Regions from separate parts of the Homo sapiens genome. Here region 1 is linked to region 2. A link is an interaction called in ENCODE POLR2A ChIA-PET data of the cell type or tissue named here. Cell type or tissue: OCI-LY7. All regions are shown on one strand. Links, peaks and the distances in the headings refer to the core of each region. The heading gives the core; the rest is flanking DNA.

What was found. ChIA-PET counts read pairs that join two places held together with the same protein. Peaks named below come from ENCODE experiments on the same cell type or tissue, not always from the same donor. Only the 100,000 strongest peaks of a DNase experiment are listed, where the experiment ranks them.
Region 1: POLR2A ChIA-PET joins it to region 2 with 5 read pairs; 1 of 35 experiments calls an interaction of 5 or more read pairs at or near these places.

Annotation. Positions count from the first base shown.
Region 1 is chr14:22,456,375-22,462,533 of GRCh38, reverse strand. All of the region lies in intron 2 of TRD-AS1 (TRD antisense RNA 1), which reads left to right. It also overlaps TRA, TRD, TRDJ2 and TRDJ3. Among named protein-coding and RNA genes, the nearest start is that of TRD-AS1, 24 kb to the left of the region's middle. In OCI-LY7, for the core only: no CTCF peak of the experiment used is centred there; a DNase peak (open chromatin) is centred at 3,563; H3K4me3 peaks cover 412 bases.
Region 2 is chr14:22,528,892-22,535,050 of GRCh38, reverse strand. It overlaps TRA, TRAJ15, TRAJ14, TRAJ13, TRAJ12 and TRAJ11, and 1 more gene. Among named protein-coding and RNA genes, the nearest start is that of LINC02332, 25 kb to the left of the region's middle. RefSeq lists a silencer at 1,876-1,925. In OCI-LY7, for the core only: no CTCF peak of the experiment used is centred there; DNase peaks (open chromatin) are centred at 1,590, 1,794, 3,220 and 3,480; H3K4me3 peaks cover 3,584 bases; H3K27ac peaks cover 3,893 bases.

The DNA.
Region 1 (6,159 bases), core at 635-5,634, 73 kb after region 2:
TGCAACCTCCGCCTCCCGGGTTCAAGTGATTCTCCTGCCTCAGCCTCCCGAGTAGCTGGGATTACAGGCATGCATCACCATGCCCAGCTAATTTTTTTTATTTTTAGTAGAGATGGGGTTTCTCCATGTTGGTCAGGCTGGTCTCGAACTCCCGACCTCAGGTGATCCGCCCACCTTGGCCTCCCAAAGTGCTGGAATTACAGGTGTGAACCACTGCATCCAGCCGATTATCTGTGTTTTATTAATCAATCCTCTGGACAATCTAGGTCAGGCTGAATATCTCTCTGCACCAGTTGGTTTTTTGTAAATGCATGGGCCCTTGGATGGTAGATCAGGGCAGGTGCTCATGCTATGCATTCTGTCACTTAAAGAATCGAGGGTCTGAGAAGGACTGCATAACTGGCTCAGAGGTTCTGAGGATGGCAGTGTTGGGGTCCCGGAAGGGTGCCATCCCTTCCAGATCTGCTGGAAAGGGTGGAAAGGGATCTGCTGAAGGTAGGTGGTACATGTTTCTGCCTTTAGGTGAATACTCATTCTTCTGTAGGGGACTGACTACTGTATAGTTTCCTTTGAGTCTTTAATCAGAGGATAACAATGATCATTTTCAGGAAGTCCTTAAAGAAATAAAACCAATTGAAGCCCGTTCATTCTTGTTTTAATCTAAGAGGAACTGTGGAATGTTGGTCCCAGGATTGGCTTCCCTCCTGGCCTTCTCTTCTTTTGTGCCTCACTTTGGACTACCACCCTGTACATGCATACTTTTCTTTCCTTAAGACCACAAGTCTTGAAGCTTTGAGAGAGGTAGTGATGATTCTTTCACACAGTGCCTCACTGAAGTTTTTGAATTGTGATAAATGTTGTGTCCATGGGGACTTAAATTCTTAGGCTATCTTCAAATAACTGTTAAAGAAAGAGCCCTGTTAATACCTGAAACCAAGAAACACAACCAACCTGTGAATGATGATCAAGATACATTTTTCAATCCTAAATTTAATGCTGACTTTTAATATTAATTGCTCCTGTAAATTTGGCCCTTAGTATTTGAAACTTAGGTGAATTTTGCTTCTTGATATCAAATGAAAAATACATTGAATTCCAGTGTACTTTTACCTACTATGGTCTATAATCAAGACATTAGGTGTTGCTGAACAGAAAGTTGGTAATGAATGTGTAAATGGAAAATAAGTAATTTTCCTTTTCCTTTTTTTTTTTTTTTTTTGAGACAGGGTCTTTTCCACCCAGGTTGGAGTGAAGTGGCCCAATATCAACTCATTGCAACCTCTGCCTCCTGGCTCAGACTCTCCTCCAGCCTCAGTCTTCCGAGTAGCTGGGACCACAGGTGCACACCACCACACCTGGCTAATTTTCTGTATAAAAATAAATAATTTTTCTAATGCTTTATCCTGAATCTGAATTTGGGCTTCAGCTGTGAGGTTCACAGCAGCAGAGCTACTGCCAGATCAACTGGTTATATCTGGTTGAGAGGGGGCGATTGCTAGTCAGGAAGTTTCTGCTGATCACGGCTTTGTAAATGGACCAAAGTTGATCATGGTTTTCCTAGAAAATCAACTATTCAGAGAAACCCCCCATCACTACCATCATCATTCTCCCCGTTTCCTCTGCTGAGAAGCTCAACTAAAAGACTGATTCTGTTTCAGTCACTCAGGGCAGGAAACTTATTCCTAAGAATCTGGTTCCTTATGTTTTTGGCTTTAGTTCTAGACAATTGAAAGGATTAGACATTTTTCAAAGGGCTTTCTTGGAACCTGCTTTCAACCTGCTTGAGAAAACTTCCCCTGTTTGGTTTCCTTGCATAGCTGAAGCCACTTGATAACAGAAAGTGATAACTCTAGCATTAACGGTTGGAAACCACATGCATTGCTCACTCACCTCCCTTCATAAGTGCAACACTTCTTGCTCACTATCTTGACTTTGGTTTGAGACATACTCTGGCTGACTTTCAAGGGAGTTACAAGTTACAAAAGAAACTTGTCCATAAAATAAACACCCTATCTCCTTGTTTATTTAAGAGTATCTCTTAATCCTGGTCTGATTTAGTTGGATAATTAAGGCTTGCTAGAATTTTAAAAGCTAAATTCATCAGGCAGTTGTCAAATCATCACTTTGGGCTGGGGAGATTGGGTTTGAGTAATTTGAATAATACAATATAACTGAAAAGACAGATGTCTGAAGAAGGTCATGCACTTATGATATTGTGCTCTGACTCTGTTAGTCAGCATTTCAGATAGAGCATAATACATTGATTTGATAAAACATTTTTCTGAATCCCTCTTTCTACATTAATGTTTATATTTTCAAAACGATTGTTTGAAAGAAAGTGTCTTATAGAATCCATTGTTTGGCATCTTGGTAACCAAAGAAATGGGTGTCTGACTGAATTAAACCTTTTTAAAAACTGGAGTGCACTCAATATAGTTGCCATATGCATCCTAGTCTATTTTGTATTTGACTTAAACCCAGACGTGAAGCTGTATGAAATTGTAGTCCAGAATTTAGATTAAAGATTTAATCGTTTATCTTTGAAGAACTTGTAGTCTTTTTTTCTTAGTCCACAAATATAATTACATTGCAACATGTGTTTCAAGTGTTATTTCTTTGGAAAATTGCTTTATTGTCAGACTTTCTCTTTTTATGAACACCAATACATTGCTAAGTTTATGTGCTGGTAAACAATACCAAAAAAGTGTGTACCATTCCTGAACAGTCTTTCTTAATTTATAAACTTAGAAGTCACCTATGTTTTAGATTCTCATAGCTAGTCCTACTGATCCCCTAAGAATTGCAACAACTGTAATAAATGTCACTCAGAATTTCAAGACTTTCTGCCAATATGGGATTTAACTTAAACCCTGAAATAAAAGTTTGTTCTACCTAATTACTCTGACCATGCTAACTACCTTTCTCCAGAATCTTCCAAGCTGTAGGACACTTGTTTTCAGTTTGCAAGGAGGCACGCATACTAGTTAGCTTAGCCAAAGGGATGTGCAGAGATGAAGCAGCTTCCTGAGGAATTGGGGCTGAAGTATCCCTCCCACTGTCTCCCTTGCACCTGAATGCTCCAACTCTTAGTGTAGTTCTTCTAGATTTCTTTGTGTTTTTTGGGCTGCTCTGAAGATTTCAGAAATAAATGGGAGCTATTGTTTTAATATAGAGTATATATATTAAAATAAATAGAGTTACAGAGCTACTTAAGTGACTCAGTCTAGTGTGTTCACTCTGGCCTATTTCACATCTGTAATACTCTGTCTCCTTGTTATAATTTCATTTACTAGTTATAATTTATAATGCAAACTGGATTGCAGCCCCAGTGCCAGGACTCAAATTATCCCAGAAATATAGGAAAAAGATCAACTCACGGGGCTCCACGAAGAGTTTGATGCCAGTTCCGAAAAACATCTGTCGGGTGTCCCAGGAGCACATTATGACAGTGCCTCACAGGTAACTAGCCTGGAGCTGGCCCTGGGGCCTGAGCTGTAACATCTGTGCCCTGCCTCCCCAGCCTCAGTTCTCAGCCTAGAGACCCCACAGCTCAGAGAACTACAAAGCTGCTCTTGATGAGACCAAGGGGCTGAGTACACAGAGTCTCAGTTCCCTTTGAAGCTAATAATAGTTGAACTGCTTGATAGAGATGTGAGGGTGATATCCCCATCCAAGAGATACTAGGGCAGGGCTGAGACAGAGCAAGAGAAGAGGGTGGCAGGTGACAAATAGCTGCCTTCATGATGGAAAATCTAACTTCCAGTTTATTGAGAGGGGCATCCAAGAAGAACACAATAGCTTGAGGGTAGGGATGGGGCACTTAACTTGACCTTTCTTACAACAAATGTTAGGTTGAGGAGAGGAGGGTTATAGAAAGAGTTTCCATTCTTATTATACTCTGGTTCCATTCTCTTGGGTCACAAGTACAGAATTTTGATTAGAAACCTAATTTCCCCCATCACTCAGACTGAGTCTCACAATAATAACGAACCTGCTTTCTAATTCCCTGAGCTTGGCGAAAGGCTTTCTAAGGACCTGAGGGTTGAACAAGAAATTGGTCACTGCTCAGGGAGCCCACTGGTGCTGTGTGTCATGGACACAGGTCAGAGAAGCCAGTGCTTGCTTTGCATTGCTTATTTTTGTTTTATAATTTCTCCTGACTCTGGATCCAGATATAAGTTTCAGGAGTATATAGTCATCATGTGCAATGTAACATAAAGACCATGTGAATTACTCTGCCTCATCACCAAAAATCAAGATCGTTGGGCTAGAGCCAGGCAAAAGAGAATGACAGTTGTGTAGGGCCATTATTCACTGTCAAAGCTTTAAGGACTTGGGGTTTGATTTGAAAATTTTCACATCCCCTACCTGAGCTTCACATCATCATATTACATTTCACCACTGCAGGAGAAGAAAACCAGAGAAGCGAATGGAGTGTCATCGGGGAGCATGGTCAGCATCCTGGCAGAGGGGCTAAGCATCAGTTTCATCAATTTCCTTCTTCCCTAAGACTCCCAAAGGCACAGCCTCAAAGATTTGATTCTAACACTGCAGATAATTCCAAATTTCAAGTGGAAATGATTTTAGGGGAAAATGAAACACAGTAGTTTTTGCTCAGATGCAATTTGCTAAACATCAATCAGACTACAATCAGCTACGACATGATTCTGTTTCCCTCCTTTTCAGTGCTCTAGTCTCTCTCCCCTCAAAGATAAGAAAACTCACCAAATTCTACCATTTCCCTGGAGGCAACAGGCAGTGGAGAATCCCTATAAGTTTATATTATTCTCTGAGAGGCAGAGACCATGTTGACAGCACCAGTCACTTTTTGGACTTTTGGTCAGATAGCCTAGCCACATTCATGTACCATTCCCTACTTATTTATTTCCTCTGAATAAACAAAATCAATACCTAATCATGTAAGAGGTAATGGCTCTCCCAATGGACTTGGCATTTTGGAAGGTGTCTGAAGGCTATTCTCTGGACTGGTCTTAGTGATTGACTGTTGGCAGCTACCCAAACTACCAGAATATAGCCCCTGGATTTCCAAACATTGGAGTAGGCTACCAGTAGACAATGTCTCCAGTAGGGGACCACGACTTCTCTATTGTCCTGGAGTTGGTGGCTGTGTTTCTACATTGGATACAGGCTCCTGAACCATTGTGCAAAGTTCCCAGTTTCAGGGCTAACAGGAGAGGTGAGCTCATAACTGCTCTCAGCAGACCCAGGCCAGGATGGGACCTTGAGAACCATTTAATCTGAACCATTTATGTTGGTTTAATGCAAGTTCAGAAAAAAGTGACAAGGGCAAGATTGGCTTCTTATCCAGAGAGAGAGAGAGAGAGAGAGAGAGAGAGAGGAGAGAAAGATCCTCTTTTTAAAACTCCTTCTTTCGTAATACTTTTTTCTTTCTAACCTTCCCTCTTCCTACACTGTGACCATGACTTTTATCCCTCATAAATACTGGAGAGACCCTCCTCAACCACAGCTTGCCTTTTTCCTGGTTCTAGGGAGCCCAAAACTAAAAGCCTGACCTAGGGCTTTTTTTCAGTAGTTGTAAAAAACTTATGAATACCAAGCCTCAGAATGGAGTTTCCAAGCATATACAGAATATTTTCTTAAGAGAAATCTAATGCATTTGCTCCCAAATTTTACCCCTACTGTTTGCAACAAACAATGGGTTTCTAATTTGGAACTCTTTACTTCCCAAGAAGCCCCATTCATTCAGGACTACGCTACAACAACCCTAAAGAAATATACACACTGAGCTGTAGTAAAATGCATAACTTACCTGGTTCCACGATGAGTTGTGTTCCCTTTCCAAAGAAGAGTTGTGCTGTCAAAGCACTACCACAGGCATCATTACGAAAAACCTTGCTACCTATTTGCTCCCTGTCAGTCTAATTCATCTGTTTGGAAGTGGGTGGGTGGAGCAGAATGGGTGTAGCTGGAGACAGAGCTTTGCAAGGGTTTCTGAGATCTGAGCATTATATTTTGGCAGCTTTTTTGATGTCTGCTATCTTCTGAGTTTTGACACTTAGGCAAGTCCTTAGATTTTCTGCTATTATCTCCTCAACCTGCCATCTCTTACTCCCAGATCTTGCTTCAGGATAACATTTTCACATATTTTGCTGAGAATTGCCAAATGGCCGTTGTAGG
Region 2 (6,159 bases), core at 556-5,555:
GTCAGAACAAGGGAGTGGCTGCAGCCAGCTCCCCTCTCTTTTCTCCCTATTGGGGTAAATGCTCCCAGCAACTCTGTACTTTGTTTTGTCATTGAAAGGGGAGGAGAACTCTTTAGACACTTGGGGCATCCATGTCAAGATTTCCCGAAGCACCCTCTCTAACTCACAGCAATATCTAAAGTAGAAAAGATAAATTCCAAGCATTTCACCAGTCACTGTGATTGGCATCACCTCTCATTTCTAAGTAAACTAGAGCACAAGCTCTACGACATCATGCAGTAGAAAGAGCAGGGCTTTCAGGTGTGGTGGCGCATGCCTGTAACCCCAGCTACTTGGGAGGCTGAGGCAGGAGAATCGAATCGCTTGAACCTGGGAGGCAGAGGCTGCAGTGAGCTGAGACTGCACTGCACTCCAGCCTGGGTGACAGAGCAAGACTCTGTCTCAGAAATAAATAAATAAATAAATAAAATAAAATAAAATAAAAGAAAGAGCAGGGCTTTTTAGTCAGGCAGGCAGACCCAAGTTTAAATTTAGGCCCTTTACTTACTAGCTTTGGGATCTTGGGCACTTCCTTCTCTGAGCCTCAGTTTCTTCTTTTGTAAAATAAGATACTTCCCCTTACCTCACAGAGTTATTTCAGATGAACAATTCTACATGTCATGCATCTAGCATCGTATCTAAACATGGTAGGGACTGAGATGGTGGTTATTATTTCTATGTTAAGTTAGGTTGTTGATTAACAGGGCTATTTCCTGAGGGTCATAGAATTTGTTTATGAAATACTCACAAGATTCCATACTCTCGAGTCCTATAAACTCTCGGGTGGTATAATAGCGAAATCCCAGAACAACAGATTTTGAGGGCTTTGACCCCCTCATCCACTGGAGGAGTCTGAGGTGCAGAGAGGGGCAATGACTCGTTCCAATATCACACATCCAGTTGGGACCAAATCAAACCTAGAACTCTGGACCGAAACAAGAAGCCCTGGGTTCCTTTCTCTGTACTTCACTGACTCTTCTTGGATGATGTTTAGCATAAGGGGGCACAATCTCTGGAATGAATTGGGAGTGGTTTTTTTGGGGCATGGCTAAAATGACCTTGAATACCCTCTTCTAAATGCACCACTGAGTCCATGGCAGTGGAAGTAGAAAGGATCTATTTGATCATGACGGTGCAATTTTCTGCTCTTCTAGCTCTTTTCTTCCATTGAGCATCGTTTAGCTTAATACTAGTATTAAAAACTCTCACGTTGAAGAGAGCTGAAAATCTCATATCTTGGAAAAAGTCTTAGTGGTTAGCTAAATTCCACCCTAACGAAAGCATGCTTATATAGCCTTTGAATACTTTCACTAATTTATCTGGATGTCACAATTCTTAATGCTTCAGTAATAGATTAAAAATAAGATACAATGACAAAAATTACATCACCTTTTCTTCCACTTATTGTCACCAGAATACATTTTGTAATTACCATAGAATCTCATACTTACTGAGTTCCACTTTTAGCTGAGTGCCTGTCCCAAAGGTGAGTTTGTTTCCTCCTCCCGTGAGTATCACAGTGTTTGATGCCTCACAATAAACTCCCTTTTGTCACTTCACCCCTCTTCTTGATGTGCTCTAATGAGTTAGAAAACACTCAAGCTTTAAAATAGCTATTGAGTTACTCCTAGGAGAAAAAAGTGCCCCAAATGGGATACATTCATAGACTTTTTGTACTAAGAGGCCAGAGAGGCCATTGGACCCACTTCCCCATTTACAGATAAAGAAACTGAGGCTTAGAGGCAAGAGATCTGGTCTAAGTTACATTGCTAGTTGGCAGCAGAGACCAAAACATGGCTCTATTTGAATCCCAATCTAGCATTTCTTCCTCCCCACTACACGCTCAAATGTACTGTGTCATTTGCTTAATTTTCTTCTTCCCTTTGGCCTGGAAACCTGATTTCTTTGGGTGTTTAACTTCAATTAAGCAAGAATTTATCAAGTATTTACTTTTGTAAAAGGACCATATCAGACACTTCATGGAATATTAGAGACTGTCTATTCTCAAGGATCTTTTGGTTCAAATAGGCAGATATTCTCAGTAAGAAAAGATTTCTGTAGCTGCATAGGTCACAGATTGTCTAAGATTCCACAGCTAAATTTGGGATATGGAGGGTTAGAGGAATGTGAAGGGTGCCCGGGGAGAGACCACAGTCTAGGCTTTAAACAGGAAGTGAGTCTATTTCTGGAAAAACCACGTTTGTCCTAATTGTCTAGGGTATTACTCCCTTCTCCATCCTGACCTAGTGAATTAGTTCTACTGTTATTTCCAACTCTTCTATTAGCTATTTTCATTTTTAAATGAAGAGTCCATGGAGGCTCAATCTTAAATTCACAGAACATTGATAATAAAACAAGGATGATGAAATCCATGAGGATAACACGCAATACATATGGAAGCCTTAAACCAGATAGGGGGAAAACATGGGTGGGATGGGGTCAACATGTACCTGGAGAGACTAGAAGCATAGTCCCCTTCCCAAAGGTGAGGGTGCTGTATCCTGAATTCACACTATAGCAAATCCCCATACAAAAATGATTTGCAGTGTTAGGTATTTCAACCCATGATCTACTTAGGGAAAAGGAAAGAAAACCTTCATTTATGAGCCAAATGGATTAATAATCTGCATATATTCCACTACCTCATTTGGGCTTCAACTGTGCCATGAGCTTAAATATTATCCTCATTTTACAAATGAGGGATAGGTGATCTGAGGCTGAGCAGGTTGGGCCAGCACTGCTAACAAAGATGTAAGTATCCTGGATCCACAAGACACTTTGGCAGAGGATGGATAAATCTTAGGAGGAGCTTTCAGAGAAGAATCCTCTTCCTTGTTCCTTCTAGAGAGGGATTACAGCTATATTAGGGTTCTTTTGCTAGAACCAGACATCAGAACTCTAGTAACAGTGCTCCTAAAAAACTCCAGCTCATTTTGCATTATACAATCATTTCCTGAGACATGAAGACATTTTACCCTCAATCTTTCTGTTGCCTCTCTGACACCTTACTTACCAGGCCTGACCAGCAGTCTGGTCCCACTCCCGAAGATCAATTTATAGCTGCTATCCATCCCACAGTGTTTCTTAGTCAGTCAAAAACACCCAGAAGCCCACACATCCTTTTCATACCTAAGACCTAGAGATATGGCCTTTTCACCTACAAGGAGATACGGGTTACATTTTCACTTCCTTTTTACACAGGCCATTTGACTCAAATTTGGGGTATTTACTGCATATCACTTGAAATGAAGTTTCTACCTGCCCAACTCTCTGGGTCTGTCGCCATCAAATTCATGATTTTCAACTCCATTTATCCAACAGATGTAGCTAGCCCTTCTTTCATTTCCATTACAGTTATCAATTTTTAGATTCCTGACATAGTGTCACCCCTAATTTTAACTTCAATCAATCTGAAACTTCACGGAATAGCATTCAGATCATCATGAGTGGCAGCTTCCTGCTCCCCCGAGTCAACTCATTTTAGAAGCTCAGTGACTCAGTGGTAGCCTTGTTACTTACCTGAGTCCTATCCAGCCCCCAGAACCAAGCATCCCTCTGATTAAAGGACACCCACTCTGCTTTAAGCTTGGTAAAAAGTACCACTTGTCTTCTCTTTAGTTCTTTTCTTTGCAAATCTACTGTTTTCCATTGGCTTCACAGGCAATGTCTTAGTTTTTTTTGATATTAAGAAGAAACACACACTGGACAAAACAATACTAAGAACATGCTAAAGGATGTTCTTATACAATCCTTTTCAGTCTCCTGAAACAGCCAGAAAAGAGCAGGCCCATAATATCTCTTTATGTGCTCCAAATGTTACGGTCTGAGAGAAGACAACACAAGGAAGAGGAAAGCATAGGAAATTGGACTCACTTGGGATGACTTGGAGCTTTGTTCCAGTTCCAAAGGTAACTTTCTGGTAACCCCCAGAATTCACACTGTAATGCCTGCCTTTACAAAATGACTTCCCTTCCCCTGCCCTTTTCATTTGGGTAGCATTTGAGCCACTATATTTCAGTAGAAGAGAAAGTGCTTTTTACCAATGCCTAGGGCTACAGATCACATGTAAATGGCTATTTCACTAAGAACCTACAAATTCTCATGTTAAAAGAATTCTAAATCTGACATAGTTTTTTTTTGTTCTATAAACAAATAATATTTTACATGTGGATAGCATTTAAGAATTTACAAAATACTTTCACATATATTAGCTTATCTTTAAAATAAATATATACACCTATTATGTACCCACAAAATTAAAACAAAAAATCTGAGGTGATATTAAATGTTTTCATTTTATAGATAAAGATACTGTGGCCCAGATTCACTAATCAAGCCAGGTCAGCAGAACTGGAAGTGCTCAGCCAGACTTTCTGCCTTTTTCTTTAGGATCAACTCTCTAGGCTCTTTCAGTCTGTTGCGTTTGGTTCATCCACATGGCTATTTTTTTTCACAGCTAGCTCTTCTATCCTCTGTGCCATTACTTTAACATTTCTTCCTTCATTGGAATCCACTTAAGTCTGCATAAACCATTAATTTCTTGACACTTGGGCCTTCCAAATACTGCAGTAAGTTTAGTGGGTCTCAGTAGCCACATTAAGCCTCCTACTTTAGTGACATATTGCCTACTTACCAGGTTTTACTGATAATCTTGTCCCACTCCCAAAGATGAATGTGCTATAAATCACAGCACTGTGCTGCCTGACAAAAATGACCGAGTTACCTTGATAATAGATTAATGTGGTTAGCATGCAGCTATCCTCCCTCATGGGAGCTCTGGCTGGGATTCCCCCTTTTTGATACTGGAATAAAGACTAAGCCATGGAATTAAGCCTGAGAAAGCCTCTTTTCAGGGCACCATAGTGGTACAATAGATGTAGTGGAAAGCCTGAGAACAGTCCAAGTGATATTCTCTAGACAACTCTGAAACTTATTTCTTTCGAGGAGATTTACATAATTTCACCAAGTAATCTTGTTTTACTAGCCAAAGGATAGCAGCTCTGACCCCCATTTTTACCTAGGAATCAACACCTGTACATAATCTCGTTTTACCACTGTTTAGCAAATTGCTCATATCCTTGTAGATAATCTTTCTTTCTTCTATCAATTAAAATTTTTTTAAGAGCATGGAATAGGACAGGGGCTATGGTTGGAGTATTAGGGGTGAGAGACAACATCCAATTTTCCCATGTGTTTAAATGGCTTTCCTCATCAAATGTCAATATTCCTTAACTCAAAGAAATAGGAGGCATTTGGTCACCTGTGCAATATATGACTACAGGATAAGTACAAGCACTATGATCAATAATTATCAGGTACTTACTGGAACTCACTGATAAGGTGGTTCCCTTCCCAAAGATCAGAGCAGTTCCTGCCTGGTTGGCACAGTGAAATGAGGCCCTGCAAATACCTCATGTACCTGCTCACTCAAATCCACCTTGGATATAACTATAAATGATGGAAATTTGCAAAAATCTCAGTAGGTTTTAGTATTTGGGTATGAAATAGCAAAGCTCTGTAATTTCATGAAAAAGAGCGGCAGTTGGTGCTAAGTCCTTTATTCACTCAGTAACTGTTCACTGAACACCTCCGATGTGTAAAGACATTGTGCCGGCACTAGGGATACGGTGAGAGCCACTTAGACACTGTCCCCGTCCTCCTGGTGTCTACGGTCTAGAAGAAGGCAAACAATAAATACACAGATAGTATAATGTTAAGTGATGAAAGTGTGTGAATTAAAATCAGGCTAAATAACAGGGTAGAGAGCAGCCAGGCAGTGGCTGTGTTTGATGGCTTGTTAGATTGGCTGGGTAAGACAGGCCTCTCTGAGGTGATGTCTAAAGTGAAGTCTAGGCATGGAGGAATTAATCATCATCCCTTTTGCGATAAATGGAGGGGCTGAAAGAGCAGATCCTGGATCCGAGTCACACAGAGTGTCCACATGGACACTTAGATCATGTCTTCTCCCTGCTGAAGTGTTAGATGTAAAACTAACCATGTAAATTCCTGGTTAGAAAAGGTAAAGTAAGACCGATTTTCTCTCTTCTCTCAGAGTGACTTTGGGATGTTATCTGGGCACCTGGAAGCTTTGGCCCTGGCCATGGAGGGCACTGAGGTTGC